Regions from separate parts of the Homo sapiens genome. Here region 2 is linked to region 1. A link is a loop called in an ENCODE intact Hi-C map of the cell type or tissue named here. Cell type or tissue: PC-3. All regions are shown on one strand. Each heading gives the region's core, and the rest is flanking DNA. Links, peaks and the distances in the headings are about the cores only. Region 1 overlaps JMY (junction mediating and regulatory protein, p53 cofactor). Region 2 overlaps JMY (junction mediating and regulatory protein, p53 cofactor).

Evidence for each region. Hi-C counts contacts between places; a loop is a spot of excess contacts. Peaks named below come from ENCODE experiments on the same cell type or tissue, not always from the same donor. Only the 100,000 strongest peaks of a DNase experiment are listed, where the experiment ranks them.
Region 2: it touches region 1 in a loop (8-fold over the local background); 7 of 110 quality-filtered maps call a loop at or near these places.

The regions. Positions count from the first base shown.
Region 1 is chr5:79,296,504-79,306,266 of GRCh38, reverse strand. It overlaps JMY (junction mediating and regulatory protein, p53 cofactor), which reads right to left. Exons shown (of 11, transcript NM_152405.5): 5 at 5,949-6,114; 6 at 5,404-5,591. Among named protein-coding and RNA genes, the nearest start is that of JMY, 65 kb to the right of the region's middle. In PC-3, for the core only: no CTCF peak of the experiment used is centred there; a DNase peak (open chromatin) is centred at 5,006; H3K4me3 peaks cover 436 bases; H3K27ac peaks cover 1,675 bases.
Region 2 is chr5:79,237,054-79,246,816 of GRCh38, reverse strand. JMY (junction mediating and regulatory protein, p53 cofactor) reads right to left here. Exons shown (of 11, transcript NM_152405.5): 1 at 9,135-9,763. Among named protein-coding and RNA genes, the nearest start is that of JMY, 5.8 kb to the right of the region's middle. RefSeq lists silencers at 9,157-9,451, 9,735-9,763 and enhancers at 9,125-9,544, 9,596-9,763. In PC-3, for the core only: no CTCF peak of the experiment used is centred there; no DNase peak of the experiment used is centred there; H3K4me3 peaks cover 3,147 bases; H3K27ac peaks cover 1,582 bases.

The sequences.
Region 1 (9,763 bases), core at 1,233-9,232:
TCACATTGACCACCTCTTGTTTCTTATTTGGACAACTGAAGCTGTAAAAGCCAAGTAATCAGGATCTTACGAAAAGACTCCTCTATGAAACTATTAACTTCTATAGACCTCCTGGTTTCTCTTTTTTGAAGGAGGAGGGATGGGGCAAGGTGGACTGAAGGGGGTTGTCCTGAAAGGTCTCTTTCAGATCTGAAGTCTGCATCCAGAAGATTCCACATCTCATTATACTTTTTTCTGAGAGATGGGGGTCTCACTATGTTGCCCAGACTGGTCTTGAACTCCTGGCCTCAAGTAATCCCCCTGGCTCAGCCTCCTGAGTTACTGGGATTACAGGCATGAGTCATGGCACCTGGCTTCATTATGCTCTTTAAACATGTCTGGGCAAAAAAGAATATGAAAGTATTTACTTATATAAAATATGTATTGTTAAGCTCCCTCTGACAAGTTAAAGACCATGAATTTTTTGTCCAGACTGGCTTAAACAATATGAGATCTGAATCTTTTGGTCGCAGACATAAGAGCTGCAAGAGACCTGGAAGACTAGAAAGTCAAAATTATCAAAATTATTTAGAAACTATGAAAAAAAAGCATATATTTTCCAATCACCATATAAAACAGGATTTTTGCAATAACTGTGAGATATGCACTACTTTATAAAATTATGCACTATATTCTGGTAACTTTTTACCAGTACCAAGCTAAATCTTCATTTACCCTGTGTCCTTTCCTAAGGAAACTATTTGGAGAAGTTTTCCAGATAAAAGGGTTAGTCTCCAACATTCCAAAGCTATACTAAAATGATCACTTTTTTTTTTTGAGATGGAGTCTCACTGTTGCCCAGGCTGGAGTGTGGTGGCATGATCTCTGGCTTACTGCAACCTCCGCCTCCCAGGTTCAAGAGATTCTCCCATCTCAGCCTCCCAAGCAGCTGGGACTACAGGCGCATGCCATCACGCCTGGCTAATTTTTTTGTATTTTTAGTAGAGACGGGGTTTCACCATGTTGGCCAGATTGGTTGAACTCCTGACCTCAAGTGATCTGCCCACCTTGACCTCCCAAAGTGCTGGGATTACAGGTGTGAGCCACCATGCCCAGCCTAAAATGATCACTCTTTCAATTAGAGAAAGTCAAATAATAACCTTTGAAGTCAGTAAACTGTTATTTTAAAGCAAAATGTCATTTTTTACTTCATGTTCTTTACCCACTCTGGTTCACTCTATTGCCTATCAAGAATCTATCCAGTGCAATGGGGAAAACAAAGGGCGTGTTAGATAATGTCATGACTTGGTGATACAGTAACTCAGGTCTCTGAGTGTCTAGGACAGAATCCTACCCCTGCTCCATATTAGCTGCTTTTCCTTAGGTGATTTATGTCACTACCAGAAGCGTTGGTTCCCTTGCTTATAAATGAGGATACAGGTCCACAATCCCTTATCTAGAACAGAGGTCAGACATGTTTTGAAATTCAAAGTTTTTTGATAATTTAGAGAATGGTGTTAAGTTGTATATACCATATATATCCTAATAAGCAAGATCTGAAACCATATCCCATAATAAGCAGTAATAGTTAAATGAATTGTCAAAGTGAGAATAAGATAATAAATAACTTCATGTTAGCTCAGGTCTGGTTTTGCCACCAAATGAAGTATGAAAATGATTCTAATTTTCTGAGCTCTCTGGATTTCATTTGACTACTGGGAGAATTAAAGAAGATAAAAAACAAAGAAAATTGTTATTTTTGTTACTCTTCTTGAAATGTTTAATCACAAAGCATTGACTTCACCAGCACAGCCGGGGACCACCTATCTCCACTCTTTCAAGGGGTGAGGCAGGACATGAACTGTGTATGCAATCTTAAGATGAGTGCCAGAGAAACCAAGAAGCCAGTGACCTTGGGCATGTTGATATGTAAACAAGGGAATATAGGATTATGTTACATAGGGAGACATTTGTTTTTCCTTGTATATTTGATCTTCTCAGTAGCTTTTCTTTTTAGGACTTAGTGTTTTGCATTTCCTATCTTTTCACCACCCTTCCTTATTTCACTACTCCTTCCCTCTGCAGTTCTGCCACCTCAGTTGCTGGGCTTGGGGTACAGGCACACAAGTGTAAATGGAGAGATTCTCCAAGGCTGGGTTTCCCTACTTCAGATTTAGATTAACACAGAAATGAAGACTGAAGAATACTGATTAAATTGCTATGAGCTAACACTTATCAACAAGGGAAGAGCTGGTATTAAGCCGGTATTAAGTTCAGCCTGAAGCTCTTAATACTGCTAGAAGAGTACACAGCTCTGTGGGCCATGGTCACCAAGGTTGCTCCTCTTCACCCCTCACCTGTACAGTTTCCTTTGCTATTCCGTCAGTCACTGCTTTAAACCTCTGCTGCACTCCCTTCTCAGACCACCAAGATCTACTCCTTGCCCACAACTTTTCTCGAAACTCTGAACATAAGGCCCCAATAGTCTCCCAATATTGGATGTCATGGAGTCATTTCTTTCTTCCTTTACCTTTCTGGAGCACCTGAGCCTACTGACCATCCTGTTGTGTGGAATCATCATCTTCACTTCTATGACTTCGAGCTCTCCTGCTTCTTCCAACTTCGATTACCCTTTCTCTTTGATCCCGTTCTTCTGCACACACTTTCAAATGTTCCCCAGTGTTCTTTCCTTAGAGCCTTTCTCCTCGCACTACATCACAGCAGCTCAGTCTTTCATAGCCTGTGCCCTTTACAATGCTTTCTCACCCCTAGCCAAGAACGTTTTGCTTCCTGAATTACAAATATTAAATACAATGAAGGTTTTTCTTCCTCAAACTATGTATCTATCCTGCTCCACCACCTTCCCTTGCTCTTTCCTATCAGCCTCCCACCTCCACCTCATCATTCCTAAGAACACCCTCCTCAGGCTGGGCACAGTGGCTCACACCTGCAATCCCAGCACTTTGGGAGGCTGAGGATTGCTTGAGCTCAGGAGTTTGAGACCAGCCTGGGCAACATAGTGAGCCCCTGTCTCTATAAAAAAATAAATAAAATATTTTAAAAATCACCTGCTCAGTATGTTGTTCTGAGACCATCTCATACACTCTTATAAGACCCAGGTGCCCAATTGTCTCAACTGTCTCACAGCCATCTCTACCTGGATGCCCAAGACCTCTTATATGCAAGTCTAAAACTCAGCTTATCACCTCCCACCCATATGTGCTCTTCCTCTGGGTTTTCCATCTTGGTTGGTGACACCATCATCTACCTCAATGCCCAATCCAGAAACCAGAGGGTTGATAGAGAATGGCTCTTCCTCCCTCCTTCACCACATCACTAAATCCTACTAACTTTTTCTGCAAAGTGTCAGATCTAGACAGTTCAAGATTTGTCCATCTCTTACCCTGCACAGGCACCCACTTACTTCATAGTCTTAACCTCTCAACCTTATTGAGGTGGAGGATAATGACACCTTCCAATCAGAACCTTTCCATCTCTTCTCCCTCTAACCTATTTTTCATGCTGCCTTATCTTGCTAAAATGTGAATCTGTTCATACTACCCCTTTGCTTAACTTATACTACAGACAAAGCTCAGGCTTGTTAATGTGGTATGTAAAATTTCCCATAACTTGGTCCCCGCCCTGCAGCATGTCTTACAATGTAGAATGCTCTGACAAACCATGCTGTTTTCTGCTTCAGTGTCTTTGCTAAAAACTATTCTGTCCTGCTTGTAATTACCCCAACACCATCAATCTGGCCAATTTCTATTCAGATGTTAAAAGCCAGTACAAGTGTCATCTCTTCAGAGAAGCCTTTCCTCACTCCCTGCTCTTGCTGTTTTTGGCCGGCAGAACACTCATCTGTTCACCTGGTTTGCCTTCTCTAAAAGACTAGGAGGAGCAGGGACTATGCCTTGCTCATCTTTGTATCCTAAGTCTAACAATGTGCCTAGCATACTGGTGAATTAAAATGAAATCAGACTTTCAATTAAGTCTGAATTGCATAGCATTTTCAAAAACTTGCAGGTTTGCAAATTCCGAGTCTCAAAAGTACTGCACTATACACCTAAAAGTAATATATAAAATACTCCTAATATTCCTCAAAAATGTGCTCTTCTGAAATCTTATTTACTTTTCATTCTCCCCTAAAACTGTTCTATAAGACCTGCTGAAATCACTGCAATGTTTTTTTTTTTTTTTTTTTGAGACGGAGTTTCACTCTTGTTGTCCAGGCTGGAGTGCAATGGTGCCATCTTGGCTCACTGCAACCTCCACCTTCTGGGTTCAAGCGATTCTCCTGCCTCAGCCTCCCGAGTAGCTGGGATTACAGGCGCGTGCCACCATGCCTGGCTAATTTTTTGTATTTTTAGTAGAGACAGGGTTTCACCATGTTGGCTGGTCTCGAACTCCTGACCTCAGGTGATCCACCCACCTCAGCCTCCCAAAGTGCTGGGATTACAGGCATGAGCCACCGCGCCCAGCCTGCAATGTTTACCTGGTTGGTGCAGATTGGAACGTGAAATGAAGCTCACAACCAGGGCTGACACAGCAGTGGGTTTCAATTACCACTGTCACGGGGAAATAGCAAAGGCACATAATTATGTGAAAGCCAGGGCTCTGGATGGCAAGGTAACTGTTCTGTTGATGGACAACGTGATAGAAGGTCCTGGGTTCTTGACTTACTGTGGATACATGCCTGTCTGAGTTTCTTTAATGTGCAAGAGCTATCTATTTCAAAAAGCAAAGGTATTGATTTTCTGTGGAATGAGGAAGTGGTAGCCTTGGAATGTGGTGAAGAGCAGGAAGGTGGGTTCTCAGAGAACATGACATACTTTTATAATACTTGAGCTTAAAGCGAATCAGTACCACACAGTCATCAGTTTGGTCTAGGTTGGAGAGCTAGTTCCAGATTCCAACTCTACACTTACAGTGACTAGAAACAGCTCCACGATAGTTAACATCTGGACTAGAGTGCAAAACATTTTTTAAGACACAGGAAGAATCACATTTCCACAAAATGAGTCATTCCAAATATCAAGAATCAAACATTCTAAAATGTAATCAAAGTTAAATAAAGAAATAACAATCTATAAAATTCTTTAAGGTCAGAATCAGGGCTTGTAAAAAACATCGCTGGGCCTCCTTAAATAAAAAGGGAGCCAGGAATCACATTATCAGGGATCCTGTAGTCAAGGCCTTTAGCAGAGTCACCATTAGTGTTTCTAGAGGTAAAGAGAACATCACTATTGGCTGTTCCAATGTGTTTAAGAGGGCAATTCTCAGAGCACTATAAACGCATTGAGCACTGATAAGAGATAGTGCTTACTTAGTTTTAAAACATAAGCAAGTTTTAAAGACAAAACAGATGAGATTAGTAGATACGGATAAAAGACTAAATAATGAACAAAAGCAATATTTAAATACCTTTTTATTTCTGAGGTAGGATTTCTTGGCAGAAACCCGTCCACGTCTTGCTTCCAGCTGGCGTGCTTTCTGCTGAAGTTTCTGCAGCTCTTCTCTCTGTAAGTACGCAGATGCTGCCATCTCTTCCTTCTCCAGCATGGCCTCCATGCTTTCGTAAGTGTCATAGTATACCACTTCATCTCTTTTTTCTGTTACAGAACAGCAAAAAAGAGTAGTGGTAAAGAATATGGGCTAGGGTTTGGAAAGAACAAGGTTCTAATCTCATTACTGGCTCTGCAACCTCAGGCAAAGCCATTATCTCTTAAGCTTCTTTGTAAGTGGTGATTATTATTTAATACACCTCATAGAGTGAATGTATGCAAAGTGTTTAGCAGTATCTGGCAAACAGTAAGTGCTCAATAAATGCTAGAAATCACCCCCCCACACTCTATCCCTACAGAAAACAATTTTTTAAATGTCTTAACAAAAGAAACATACCTAGTCCATAAGTATTTTCTCATGTATTCAATCTTTGGTGAACTTATGTGGTTAAATGCACGCCATACCTGATATAAGTCTTTTGATGCTTTCTAGTTGCGCTGTCAATAGTAACTCTTCACACTTCAAGATTTCAAACTGTACTTCATACAACTGAAGTTGCAGATCATAATAATCAGCTTCTAACTGATCCAATCGTGCTATCGCTTCTGTACCACCCCGCAAACTCTGCATCTGCATTGAAAATACAAATTAAAAAATTTCTAGCTGGTGGGGACAAGAAAATTGAGTTAGTATTAAAAATTAATACTAATCAGATAGCATAAACCTATTAAGTAATTCCTCTCAGAAAGAAACTTGTAGGCATGGAATCTAGACTTTAAAAATATATATATATATATGTATAAAACAGTAATAATCAAGTCATATTATATGGTGGAAGTAGGCAAACATGGTAAAAATAAGGTTTTAATGTTTATGTTATACTTATGCATATTTATGGTAATAATATATGTATCATCTGGATATAAATGCTTTCCCTCTCAAAAGTGGATGCTAAGTTATGTAGTTGTTCTTTTCACAGAGATATATGAAAATGACGGGGCTATTCTCAGATATTTACAAGAATGGTAAAAGCTGGTTAATGCCACATATCTGGGGTTTTGCTTTGCTCCATGGTCACAGACTGGCTAGGTTCTGGGATCTGCTGACTATAGAGTGAGGTGAGAATATGTGACTGGAACAGCAGAAGACAATTGCTTTAGATGGAAATCCTTGCAATCCGTAAGGTGTCACTTTAGGTAAATGTAATCAACGTCCTAGGCTGAACTTAAAGTGAGATCCAGAAATTTCTGGGCATGGCTCATAAAGTGAAGGATGGTCTTCTGTGAGGTTTGCTTGGTTGGTCAGTTCTCGGTGCTGGAGTGGGAAAATTTTTGCCAGGAATGAAGGAAACCACCAAGGGGAAAGTGTACTTTAGATAACTGGTTCCTAACCCTACTATTTCTATGGCTTTCTATTTGGCTGTACGGAAAAAGGCAGATAAAAGAAGCCAAAGGAATGGCTTTTCAAGAGTCAGTGAGATGTGAAGGACAAGCATAGTTCTCTAGAGTGAGACAGTAAGCATTCTTCCAAGAACATAGCACCACTGCTTTGGTAGTTTAAAGGTTCATGCTTAGCAGCTCCAGGAAAGCCCCGATACGGGCATCAGTGTGCCCTCAGAGCCAAAGGAGCAATAGTGAGGAGCCCTGGATTCAAGTGGCTTCCCAAGGAGTGACCTTCAAAGGAGGAGACGAGAGGAACAAAAGGGAAAATTATTAAGAGTATTGTTTACGAGCTCATGTGAGACATCACTGGGGTCCCAGAATACCAAAGAAATACTTGACTGGCTGTACAGGGACAACCTACAGGGAAAAAGACAGTGAATTCTTATTTTCCTAAATGATCCCTTTTGTCTGGCGAGGTTGGTAAAACCTGTCAGCACATAAAAAGAATACGTTTTAAAGAAAATTCCAGCTTTTGCTTTACAGTCTATATATCTACACAGTCTTACCCAATAATTAGAATATTTTTCCTTAAAATATAATTTCAAATCCCTTTCACAAGAATTTTGAACTGAAAAGCAATGGTTAGGCTCCAGTCTAAACGTGCAGTTGTAAAAATTTAAAAATAACCAGGTGAATTAAATACAGTGGTACTTTGTTTTATGAATATTTTATAAACGGATACTTAATAGATTATCTAAGTGTAAGACTGTGAGTGATCCCGCTGTGTTAGGAAATATTTTATGGGTGACAAACAACGTATATAACCCCAAAGTGGGTTTAATTATAGCAGCTAGGGAGGGGAATGTGAACAATATGAACTGTTGTTTTTGTCCTAAGTCATAAAATAAGAACCAAGGAATAATGTCTACCTTGAGACTCGTGGACTCGCCACTTTAGATGATAAACATCCCTTTTCATACTCTCTTGGGGCTCTTGCCCAGCTCTGCAAACACAGCTGTAGGATATACATTGTTCCAGTATCTGCACCCACACTCTCTATTACCACAGCATACAAACAGGTAAGATATCTAATGTTAGAAGGCTTTATTCTCAAGTGGGGAATCGTTAAGTTAAAACCTTAGTGTAAACCAGTCTAAAAACCTTAATCTAAGATTACTTTCCAGTGATATTGTTCAGATCCAGGCTGTGAGTTCATTTTCACTACTCTGGTTCTACCCAACTAAGTGACCATTTTCTGCTACGTTCATGATGCTCTGCTAAGTTCTTCCCCTAGCACTCTGTAAGTTTCTCTCTCCTGCCCAATCTCTTGGCTAAGGAAAAAAGTTGAAAGTCCCCCAGTGACATGCCTTTACGCTGTCAGCTTTCTCAACCACAAAGAGAACAGTACTCTGACTGCAGCCCAGAGCCAGGGTACTTTAAAAGCACTTGAGAAGCGCAGTGCTACCAGCACACACTCAATATCAAAAATCAAACTGAGAAAGGAAGTAGGTATTCTCTTACAAGCAGTGACCTCACCCTCAATTTTTTGGTTCGGTGAGTTCTATCTAGACCAAGAGTCCAGACGTGGATTTGCCAAGGGCTGTGGTCTAAAGATAACCAAAACCTCATCAGAGGCAGACAAGCAGTGAAGGAGTCTGTTAAATCCCAACCTCTGAAAGGACAAACAATAGGTCAGTGGTGGACTTTGGGAAAAGCTAAAGGGTTGTAGAACCAGAACATACAGGACTTTTATGAGATCAGCAAAGGAGAAAAGGATGCTATGACTCAGAGAAATCTGTGAGGGCAAAATAATACTCTGAGGTCTATCTAATCTTCAATGTGGAGGCAAAATCCTTAGTATAAGGCATGAAGAGGTATGGAGCGGGCACCCTGCTCCAAATTTCCTCCCTGTTTTAACATCTGAAATTTCCAGACTGAGTTTTCCTGTCCTCAGCTGACAGCCACAGAACTAAGAGAAACAGAATCCAGGGTGAAAAGAGAACTAATTCCAGATAATGGAGCAGTGCAGGGAAGGTGGGTGCCACAATGGGGTGTCTTTTTTATATCTGAGAGCAGTGCTTCCCTGGGCAAGAAGAAAGAAGCCCTGAAAGTAGTTTAAATACTCAAAGGAAAAATTGGCCATCTTAAAATTTAACTTAGCTCAACTTTTACTCTCCTAAACATACTTCAAGTATCAGGATACCAGTACCCCAAACCAAATTGTAACCTCCCAATGTGATCCAGGTAATGACTAGCAAAGTTTGAGCTAGACTCAGTTCTCCTGATTCCTACAAGAGTGCTCTTTCCACTAGAAAAAATTAGGGATTACCAGCCCAAAAAGACGGAAAAATATCAAAGTGTTATTGTTATTGTTTTACAGCAAATCTAGTAAGGGGATGAAGTACCAATTCATGTCCATACATCCATGTAAGTACAACATACCCTGCTGACTCCACAATCATTCTCACCATGTGTAATAATGATAAAGTAGTTTTCATGTATACCTATTTTGACTGTACTTTATCATGAAACCAGATGGCACTTTTTGCAAACTATGCAAATGAATTATGCCCTTGTTCTGCCTTTTACCCTACTGTGCTAGAAAATTCCAATGACATTAGAGGAACTATTAAAAGAGCTACCTGTGGACTGAATCATTCATTCAAAAAATACTCACTGAGCATCCACCACTGTTTGAGTTACAGAAAATATGCAGTCAACAAGAAATGAAATGAGGGTTCGAAAATAAGTCATAGCTAGGCATAGTGGCATGTGCCTGTAATCCTAGTGACTTAGGAGGCTGAGACAGTAGGGACTCTGAGTCCCAGGAGTTTGAGCTTGTGGTGAGCTATGATCGTGCCACTGCACTCCAGCATCGGTGACAGGGCAAGGCTATA
Region 2 (9,763 bases), core at 541-8,540, 59 kb after region 1:
TCTACCTCCCAGGTTCAAGTGATTCTCCTGCCTCAGCCTCCCAAGTTAGCTGGGATTACAGGTGTCCAACACCACACCCAGCTAATTTTCGCATTTTTAGTAGAGACAGGGTTTTACCATGTTGGCCAGGCTAGTCTCAAACTCTTGACCTCATGATCCGCCTGCCTCGGCCTCCCAAAGTGCTGGGATTACAGGCGTGAGATACTGTGCCCGGCCAACATACCTATTTTTAAATCACTCTATGAGGCAGCAGTATTAATCTCTCTACAGATGAAGAAGCTAAGGCACTGCATCAGGTAACTTGCCCAAAATCACAGATATTAACAAGGAGAAGTCAGGTCTCAAACTCACTTGCATCCTACCTCTTACTGTCTAATCTACGTGTGAACTGAGATAATGTACACAAAGATCTTTGTAAAGTGCTTGGCCTACAGTAAGCATTCAATAAAGGTTAACTAACTATTGCAGTTATTGAAAACTTGTTATATACATCCTTATACACACTCCAGTTATGGCCCCATAGGTGTGGATAGAAACTCATCTAGATAGGACGGCAAGGAGAAAGATAGGCCTAGAGAAATAATTTTAATAAGTAAGCATTCACTTTGCAAGTATAACTTTCAGTTATCAAAAACTGATCGGAAAAGCAGTTTTAATACTAAAAACCACAGGGAGAAGTGAAAAAAGAACAGAAAATTTGAAGTATAAGTAATGAATGATTTAAGGATGTAAGGATAAACACACACAAAATGAAACACTACTGCCATATTCAAATGCCCTTTGTACTTCAAAGTGAATTTAGGCTTTCTCAAAGCCTAAAAACACTAGCAATATTAAAAGTGCTGCGATTTCAACAGTCATCTTACTGCAAGGAGATGGAAACCTGAATACAGGCTGGGTGCAGTGGCTCACACCTGTAATCCCAGAACTTTGGGAGGCTGAGGCAGATGGATACCTGAGTTTAGGAGTTCAAGACCAGCCTGGCCAACACAGTGAAAACCCGTCTCTATTAAAAATACAAAAATTAGCTGGGTATGGTGGCAGATGCCTGTAATCCCAGCTACCCAGGAGACTGAGGCAGAATAATCATTTGAACCTGGGAGGCGGAGGTTGCAGTGAGCCAAAGTCATGCCACTGCACTCCAGTCTGGGCGACAGAGTGAGGCCTCATCTCAAAAAAAGAAAAAAACCAAGTTGCTCAGGTCCCAACCCTTGCCACACTGTGCCTATCAACTGCTGTGGGTCCTTTAAAAAGAGGCCATACTTACCTCACTTTATAAACTAAAAACTAAGGCCCAAAAAGGCTAGTCAACAGCCTAAGGTCAAACAACTCATATTACAATCAGGACAAAAATACAGATTTTTCCCGAGCCATATCCATTTAATTTTTTTTTTTCCATGAAGCACTCAAGACAGTGTAGTGGGATGCTTCTGAAAAAGCACCCTGCTTCAACTACCTCCAAGCACCAGGATGACTTCATGACCAATTTTATTTAAAATTTCTTCCCAAAGAAACAGTGTTCATCACTGCATTTTCCCAGTGCCTATACTACTATTTGTTGAATAAACTAAGACCCTAGCCACTACCCTCAAACCTGAAAGTTACAAATAAAATTCCGAATCATTAAAGTAACTTCATACATTTATCCTTAAAAATCCTCCTCTGTGAAATGTCTAACCCATCAGCCCCATTATTTCACAGCCCATTTTATAGAACCTTTGCTACAGTCTGAAAAAGAGTCTACTATATAGAATTGTAATTATATTTAATTTAAAATTCAAGGACAAACATAAAGGACAATCCCCCACATTTAGGAAAACAACTCCAAATTTTCTGGCCTTTTGCTGGATAAATTCTTCTCTGCCCCTATGCAGTTTAATAACTTAGATATGCTGTGTTAAGGCTACTTGGTATTATCAAGTCCCCTAAAAGAAGCCTGAAAAACCAAATGAACTTCACTATCTCTACCAAAAAAAAAAAAAACAAATAGTTACAAGAACTATTATTTAGTTTTCAGTGCCTATGTCTCTTACACTTGGAACTTAATTTCTCCTACCAACAACTGAGTGAATCAGGCAGATTCAGAGGAAGCAGGTCCTGGCCTTTTAGAGAGTGAAAAGAGCCACAGGAAACTTCTCGTTACCAAAAAAAAAAAAAATAGGCACACATACATTTAACCATCAATGGAGCAACAGAGGGCTCATCTTGTGCTTTCAAGACCTACTGTCAAAAATATTTTACAGTTAATGAAACGTCAAATGAAGCAGCAATGGAGAAGGTTAACAGATCGATTAAAATTACATGTGAGAATTTGCAAAGATAAGATGGCTAATTCAAATACAGCAGCTGCTATGTTTGACAAACCAATTTTCCCACCCATCTTCTCCCTTCTCTCCCCATCTCTCTCAGACACACATACACACTCCCTTATAATAATATCACTGAAGTGTTGTCTAAGTTAACCTCATTTTAGCAAGGAGGAAACATCCCCAGACTTCATGTCTATGAAGTATCTGGGCCAGGCGTGGTGGCTCATGCTTGTAATCCCAGCACTGTGGGAGGCCGAAGCAGGTGGATCACCTGAGGTCAGGAGTTCGAGACCAGCCTGGCCAACATGGTGAAACCCCATCTCTACTAAAAATACAAAAGTTAGCTGGGTGTGGTGGCACATGCTTGTAATCCCAGTTACTCAGGAGGCTGAGGCAGGAGAATCGCTAGAAGCCGGGCAGTGGAGGCTGCAGTGAGCCGAGATCACACCACTGCACTCCAGCCTGGGTGACAGAGCAAGCCTGTCTCAAAAAAAAAAAAAAGGAAAAAAAGAAAAAAGAAAGAAATCTCTGGTGGACTGGGCATCTTGTGATGTTAAGTGGCAAGCAGAGAAACCATTACACAAATTAATTACCAAGAAGGGTGACATCCTGCTACCAGTCTCCATGTTTTTGTTTTATAGAAGCCCTAAACTAGAAGCATATATCCATTTTTCTATACTTACATCTTTTTCAGTGATGCAAAAAACTGTCTAAAAGTACATTTGGGTACAGGATTGAAGAAAATGATTAGCATCAAAATATTGTAAATGTTTCCAACTTTCAAGTCTTTCATCAATACTTTAAGAATCCCACAAATTCACTTAGTTTCATTATTCTTTAACTGTATTTTACAGTAAAAGAGCAGTTTGCAATATTTTCATGGGAGTATAACATGGTTAGACAAGGCATCAAGCTACAATGTTGACATATCTTCTGTCTTGAAAGTCTACAGCTCCCATATGTCCTCAACATGTAATATCCTATTTTTCAATACTTCCAGTCAATGCAGTCAAGAACTGCCAGACAGAGCAGCTCTCTTCATTGGAATCATATTATATCCTTCCCTATAAATAGCAGCCTGCTTCCACCATTTATTTATATGTAATCATGGGTCATGGCTTGCTGGCCCAGTGAAAGACAGGTGGCGTCCCAAGACTCCTAAAGTACTGTCATTTCTCTAATGTATATAGTTGGGGTTTCAGCAGGGCTTGAGTTTTAAAACTAATCTTAGGTTTTCAAGAAAATTAGAAAAGTTATTTTCTAAGGACCCAAAGGTATCCTTGGGAGGACACCTGTTAAACAAAACTTCCTCCTAGAGCTCCTTGCCCCTTGCCCCTTCAGTTAAATAACCTCAGAAGTCAGGAGCTGTTTTCCAGCTTAGCCATTAAGATACAAAAACAAAACAAACAAAAAACTTCCCCACAATTGGGCACTCTTCTCTAACATAAACCTATCCTTGCACCACTAGGCAACACCTTTCTCTAAAACATCACATTCAGACTGCCCTACCTCATGCTTGTCATAATTAATTCGAAATGAGTTATCCTAAATCAAAAGCAGTTATTGAGTGTTTGCATGCACGTGTAATCCCAGCTACTTGGGAGGCTGAAGCAAAAGAATTGCGTGAACTTGGAAGGCAGAGGTTGCAGTGAGCTGAGATACTGCCATTGTACTCCAGCCTGGGCAACAGAGTGAGACACTGTCTTTAAAAAAAAAAAAAAAAAGTCATTATTGAACTGACTGCATTTTAAAATAATACCACTCCCCAATTCTCAAGAGTAGAGATTGACATCCTTTCTCTTTAAGGAAGGAATACAGTCCCTTGGATTAAGAACCCCAACAGGCCACAGGCATGGCAGAAAAGGCACACGTTTGGATTAAGACAAATCTAGGCTTTCATCGGAGCTTGGTTACTCAGCTGTTTAGCCTTGGTGAAGTCCACAGGACCTCTTTAAGTCTCATTTTCTGCCTCAGTAAAATAGGTATAAAACACCCACTGATCTCAGCAGATAGTGAATAATAAATATTAGTTACAGTCCCCACAAAAAGGGCTGAATGGAAAACCAGATAATCCTTGTTACATGAAAAAAGGGAAAATAACACTTCCTGGAAGCCTCTTTAGTAAGTGCCAGGCACTTTGTTAGGCCCTTTCTCATACTGTCTTACTCAAATCTTAAGACATCCTTTATTTCCCCCACCTTCCTTTTTAAAAGAGGTTAAATAACTAAGCAGGTCATCAGAAGTGGTTAGTCCTATTTTCAACCTAGGTGTTTCTGACTCCACTCACTCAACAGGCTATTTATTATGTGGCTTACACGGATAATTTTGAAAACACATGCTACTTCCAAACCGTGGTTTCAACAGAAGAGAAGTTAGAATTGAGCACATCTTTATAAACATAATAAATTCCAAAATGAACACTGATGATTAGATCTTAATCAAGCCTACCATCATAATTAAGGTTTACTATCTAAAGCACCACAGTTAATCATCTTGAGAATAGCTGTCCTTATACAGAAACCATTATTTATAAAATCCAGGTCAAACCTAAGCTGCAGTATGGGCCACCAACGCACATACACTAATACAAACCTCAGCTCTGACCAACAACCAAGGCTACTGCTGAAAACTGTTCAAAGAGGTCTTGGTGGCACCTGCATTCATTTAAGGACTGATTCAGTGTCTACTGTATAAATACTGCTTCCAATAGTAAACTCTTGTAAAAGTCCAAATTCAAACATACCAGTAACAAATTTCACCTTTCACTTGGATTTAGCCCCTAAGAAGTATAATGTACATTATAGCATAAACATAACTTTTAAACGCACTGTGAAACCAAAACATTCCTGTGACTCACATTATTGCCTTTCTCTCTAAAATGCACACATGCCCACAGATATAAAACTCGGCAGGACGCCCCATTAAAATCCATCCATAGCCCCTCTTACAGGGAATTCACCATCCCCAAGTAAAAACCTCTTACTGAGGAATTTATTTATGTTTTAAGAAATTTTCCTTTGAAGTACTAAAAGAAAATTTCTCGTTTTAAAAACACTGTCCTTTGAGGAATTTACACTTATCAATTTATAAAAATTTTACTTACAACTTCACATTAAAAGGACACATCTTCTAAGTCCTTTAAATTCTTGCAATAGTAAGAATAAATTAATTTTAAAAACTTCTCTAGTTTCCTTTATCCACTAATTAAGAGTGCTCACAAGATGTGTGGTCCTGAACTAGGGGTGGCAAAGAAGAGAGTTCCAAGGTATTGTCAAAGCCAAGGACCTTGAAAAGCTTACAATCTAGTTGTACAGTCTGTTCTATTAAAAACAAACAAAAAAAAGTTCAACAACTTACTAACCATTTTGAACAAAAACAGGTGATTTTAAGTTGAAACCTTTAAATGGACAGGGAAAGGAATACTGTAGGAAAAAAGACCAAAAAATAGATTCATAGAAATTAAAGAAGGAAAAGGACTAAGTATTGTAAGTGACCAAAGGACTAAGCATTCTAACATATCCTCAAAAGTAACATATCCTCAAGAATGCATTTGATTTATCAGATAAACCTAGCTTGAAAAGCTATAGCCAATTCCACAAACTAAGTCAATAGAATAACACAAACATGGCACAACTTCTATAAAAATGTTACCTTAAAAAATGTTACTGCAAACTATTAAGAAAGCAAAGTTAAATTTAATTAGCTTAAGACAAATACATGGCTAGCATCCTATACACTTTCATTATCATGCCCATGGCAGACATCACCAATCAATCACACCACACTTCCCTCCCTCCCCCAATATAATCTAAAGACACAATCTTCCAGCAGAAGTCAAGATAGGCATTATTACTGAAACTATTTGTTGTCCTTGATGGCTATTTTTCAAATATTGAAGTTGCCGGGTGCAGTGGTTCACGCCTGTAATCCTAGCACTTTGGGAGGCCGAGGCAGTTAGATCACCTGAGGTCAGGAGTTCAAGACCAGCCTGGCCAACACTGGGAAACCCTGTCACTACAAAAATACAAAAATTAGCCAGGCATGGTAGCGGCGACTGTAATCACAGCTACTTGGGAGGCTGAGCAAGGAGAACTGCTTGAACCCGGGAGGTGGAGGTTGCAGTGAGCTGAGATTGCACCAGTACAGTCCAGCCTGGGCAATAGTGCAAAACTCTGTTTGGAGGGGGCGGGGGGAGGCTGGGTGCGGTGGCTCACGCCTGTAATTCTAGCACTTTGGGAAGCTGAGGCAGGCGGATCACCAGGTCAGGAGTTCGAGACCAGCTTGGCCAACATGGTAAAACCCCATCTCTACTAAAAATACAAAAATTAGCCGGACAAGGTGGCACACGCCTATAATCCCAGCTACTCAGGAGGCTGAGGGAGGAGAATCACTGGAACCCGGGAGGCAGAGGTTGCAGTGAGCCAAGATCGCGCCACTACACTTCAGCCTGGGCGACAGAGCGAGACTCCATCTCAAAAAAAAAAAGAAAGAAAAAAAGTATAATTTTCTGTTAAAGAAAATAAATCATTATGGTCAAGAGAACCTTAATTAGGAACACATTTTTTAAAAAATGTAATCCCCTTTTTAAAGAGTTCTAGAAAATTATATTTTTTGAGAGCTTATTTTTGACCCATTTGAATTAAAAAACCGGAGATAGTCGCTTTTTCTCTTTTTCTTTTTCTTTTCTTTTTTTTTTTTGAGACGGAGTCTCGCTCTGTCGCCCAGGCTCGAGTGCACTGGCATGATCTCAGCTCATTGCAAGCTACGCCTCCTGGGTTCACGCCATTCTCCTGCCTCAGCCTCCCAGTAGCTAGGACTACAGGTGCCCGCCACCACACCCGGCTAATTTTTTCTTTTGTATTTTTAGTAGAGACGGGGTTTCACCGTGTTAGCCAGGATGGTCTCGATCTCCTGACCTCGTGATCCGCCCGCCTCGGCCTCCCAAAGTGTTGGGATTACAGGCATGAGCCACCGCGACCGGCCTGACAGTCGCTTTTTCTGAGTATCCAAAAAGTTACAATCAGACAGGCCCATTCATTAAGGGATTTTTAAGAATATGTATTTTAAAAAATATATCTGTAAATCTAATAAGAGAAAGAAGCACTAACGGTTCTTGCAGTTTAAGAGAAATACAGGTCAATATTAACCAAACACTTCTGAGAATATATGTGGTCACTTAAGATTTGTCACTTCCTTCAAAATAATTTAAGGTAGACTCCCGAAGTGAGGTGATAAAAAAGGGAAATAAAAACAGATCCCTGGAACTCTAGGATCATGTTATAGTGGGTGACATTTAGCATACAGTAAACCAACAGGAAGCAGTGAAAATCTGGATTCGGGAAGTTGTAAGAGAGTACTATGGTATAAGTGAGAAACAAACATTTCTTAAATACTCAAATCTAATAAAGAAAAATATCTAATATTCTACGAAAAAAACATGAGGCTCTAGCTCCCTAATCTAACAACAAGGTTCAACTATTATATATACATAAGCAGATAACAACACAATCTTAGGAATATAAACACCATTAAAAGGGGCATTTCAGGCCGGGCACAGTGGCTCACGCCTGTAATCCCAGCACTTTGGGAGGCCGAGGCGGGCGGATCACGAGGTCAGGAGATCGAGACCATACTGGCCAAGATGGTGAAACCCCGTCTCTACTAAAAACACAAAAAGTAGCCGGGCTAACGTGTTAGCCGGGCGTGGTGGCGCGCACCTGTAGTCCCAGCTACTCAGGAGTCTGAGGCAGGAGAATCGCTTGAACCCGGGAGGGGGAGGCTGCAGTGAGCCCAGATGGTGCCACTGTACTCCAGCCTGGGAGACGGAGCAAAACTGCTTCCAAAAAAAAAAAAAAAAAAGAAGGCGCGGAGGGCGGGGGTGCATTTCTCCACCAATCTCAATTGCATTAATAGTAAAAACAGTAACTTGCTTTGAGAAACTACGTGTAGTAGTATCCATTAGGGAAAACTGGGTCTATTTTAAAAGACTTTTTTAGTAAAGTTCCTTCAGCAGAAGCTAGTGAGCAGGCATGAATTACACATTTCCTACACATTCTAGAGCCCCATATGTATATCCATTCAGACCCTTTCTTCCACTTTTTTTTTGTTATTTTAAGGATTAGTTTGAAAAGGCTTTTGTACTTCTACAGTAAGTACAAAAATACAACGAACATTCCTGCCCAGAATCTTTATTTCTACCTAAAACAGCAGTGAAACCTGAGCCATCTGTAAAGACCTGAGGTAGTCCAAAAAAAAAGAAACAAAACACTTCTAAAAAACCTTTTAAAAATAAATTTGCATCCGATAGTCACTAGGTGCTTTTTCACTTAGGTCACTCGTTTAAAAATGAATTTAAAATTTGCGTAGGTTGCCACACTGCACAAAGAAGAATCAAAACAGATCAACTTTGCTCCGTAAGACAAACTATTTTAAATAAAGGTGACAAGGACAAAGAAGAGTTGACATCTGGGCAGTTATTGCTGGAAGAGCTTTAGGGGTAGAAAAATGCTCAGGTAGCCCATGCTTACAGAACACTTTTCTTAGTGGCTTTAATTGCGCATTACCAGTACTGAGTAGTACACAGAGCGCACTTACTACTTTTGATAAATGGGGGAGGAAATAAAGACGAAGGTCCTTCAGAGAGTCAATTAAGCAGCCACCGAGAGGGATGAAGGGCAAGGTAGATCAGGAACCCCTCTTGGTTTCCGCTTGTCCAGAAAAACAACCGTCCTACTGCGCACACCCGACACCGAGGCTCCAGCCTTTGGTTTGGCCAGTAAACCAAAAGCGACCAGTAGAGCCCAGACTAGGAGCTCACTCACTCACCTCCTGGATGCGCTTCCTGGCCCGCTGAAGCACTTCTTCGTAGCCCTTCTGCCGCAGCTCGCTGAGGCTTTCGTAATACTCCTCGGGATCATCGGTCTCGGTGAAGAGCACCTGGGAGAGGATCTTCCAGCCGCAGGTGTCCAGGCCGTGGCCCAGGTAGACCTGGAGCTGGTAACACAGAGTGTCGATTTCCTGCTCGGTCATCTCGGGGGCGCCCCCAAACAGCACAGTCCACATGCCCGAAGGTTCCTCGGGGAACACCGGCAGGCACGGCTCCAACTGCGAGTTCACCGAGCACAGCTGCTGGTGCACGGCGCGCAGGTCCTGGAAAGAAAACAGTCCGGCCCAGCTGCACTCTTCGGCCGGAGACTCCAGCTCGGTGGCGGGCGGCGGCTGCTCCGCGTCCGAGAGCGCCAGAGGTGCCTCGTCCTCCTTCACCATTTCCAGCACCTCTATCTCCTCGGAGACCGTCCCAGAGGCGCTCACTATCCGTACAGAGGACACCTGGGCCTCTCTGGGCGCCGGCCGGGCTGCTGCAGCGGCTGCCCCCGCCGCATCGTCGGCTTCAGATGTTTTCTGACCCGGGATGGGTTTGGCCCGCACTGGGCTCCTAAGACGACTCTCCGCCC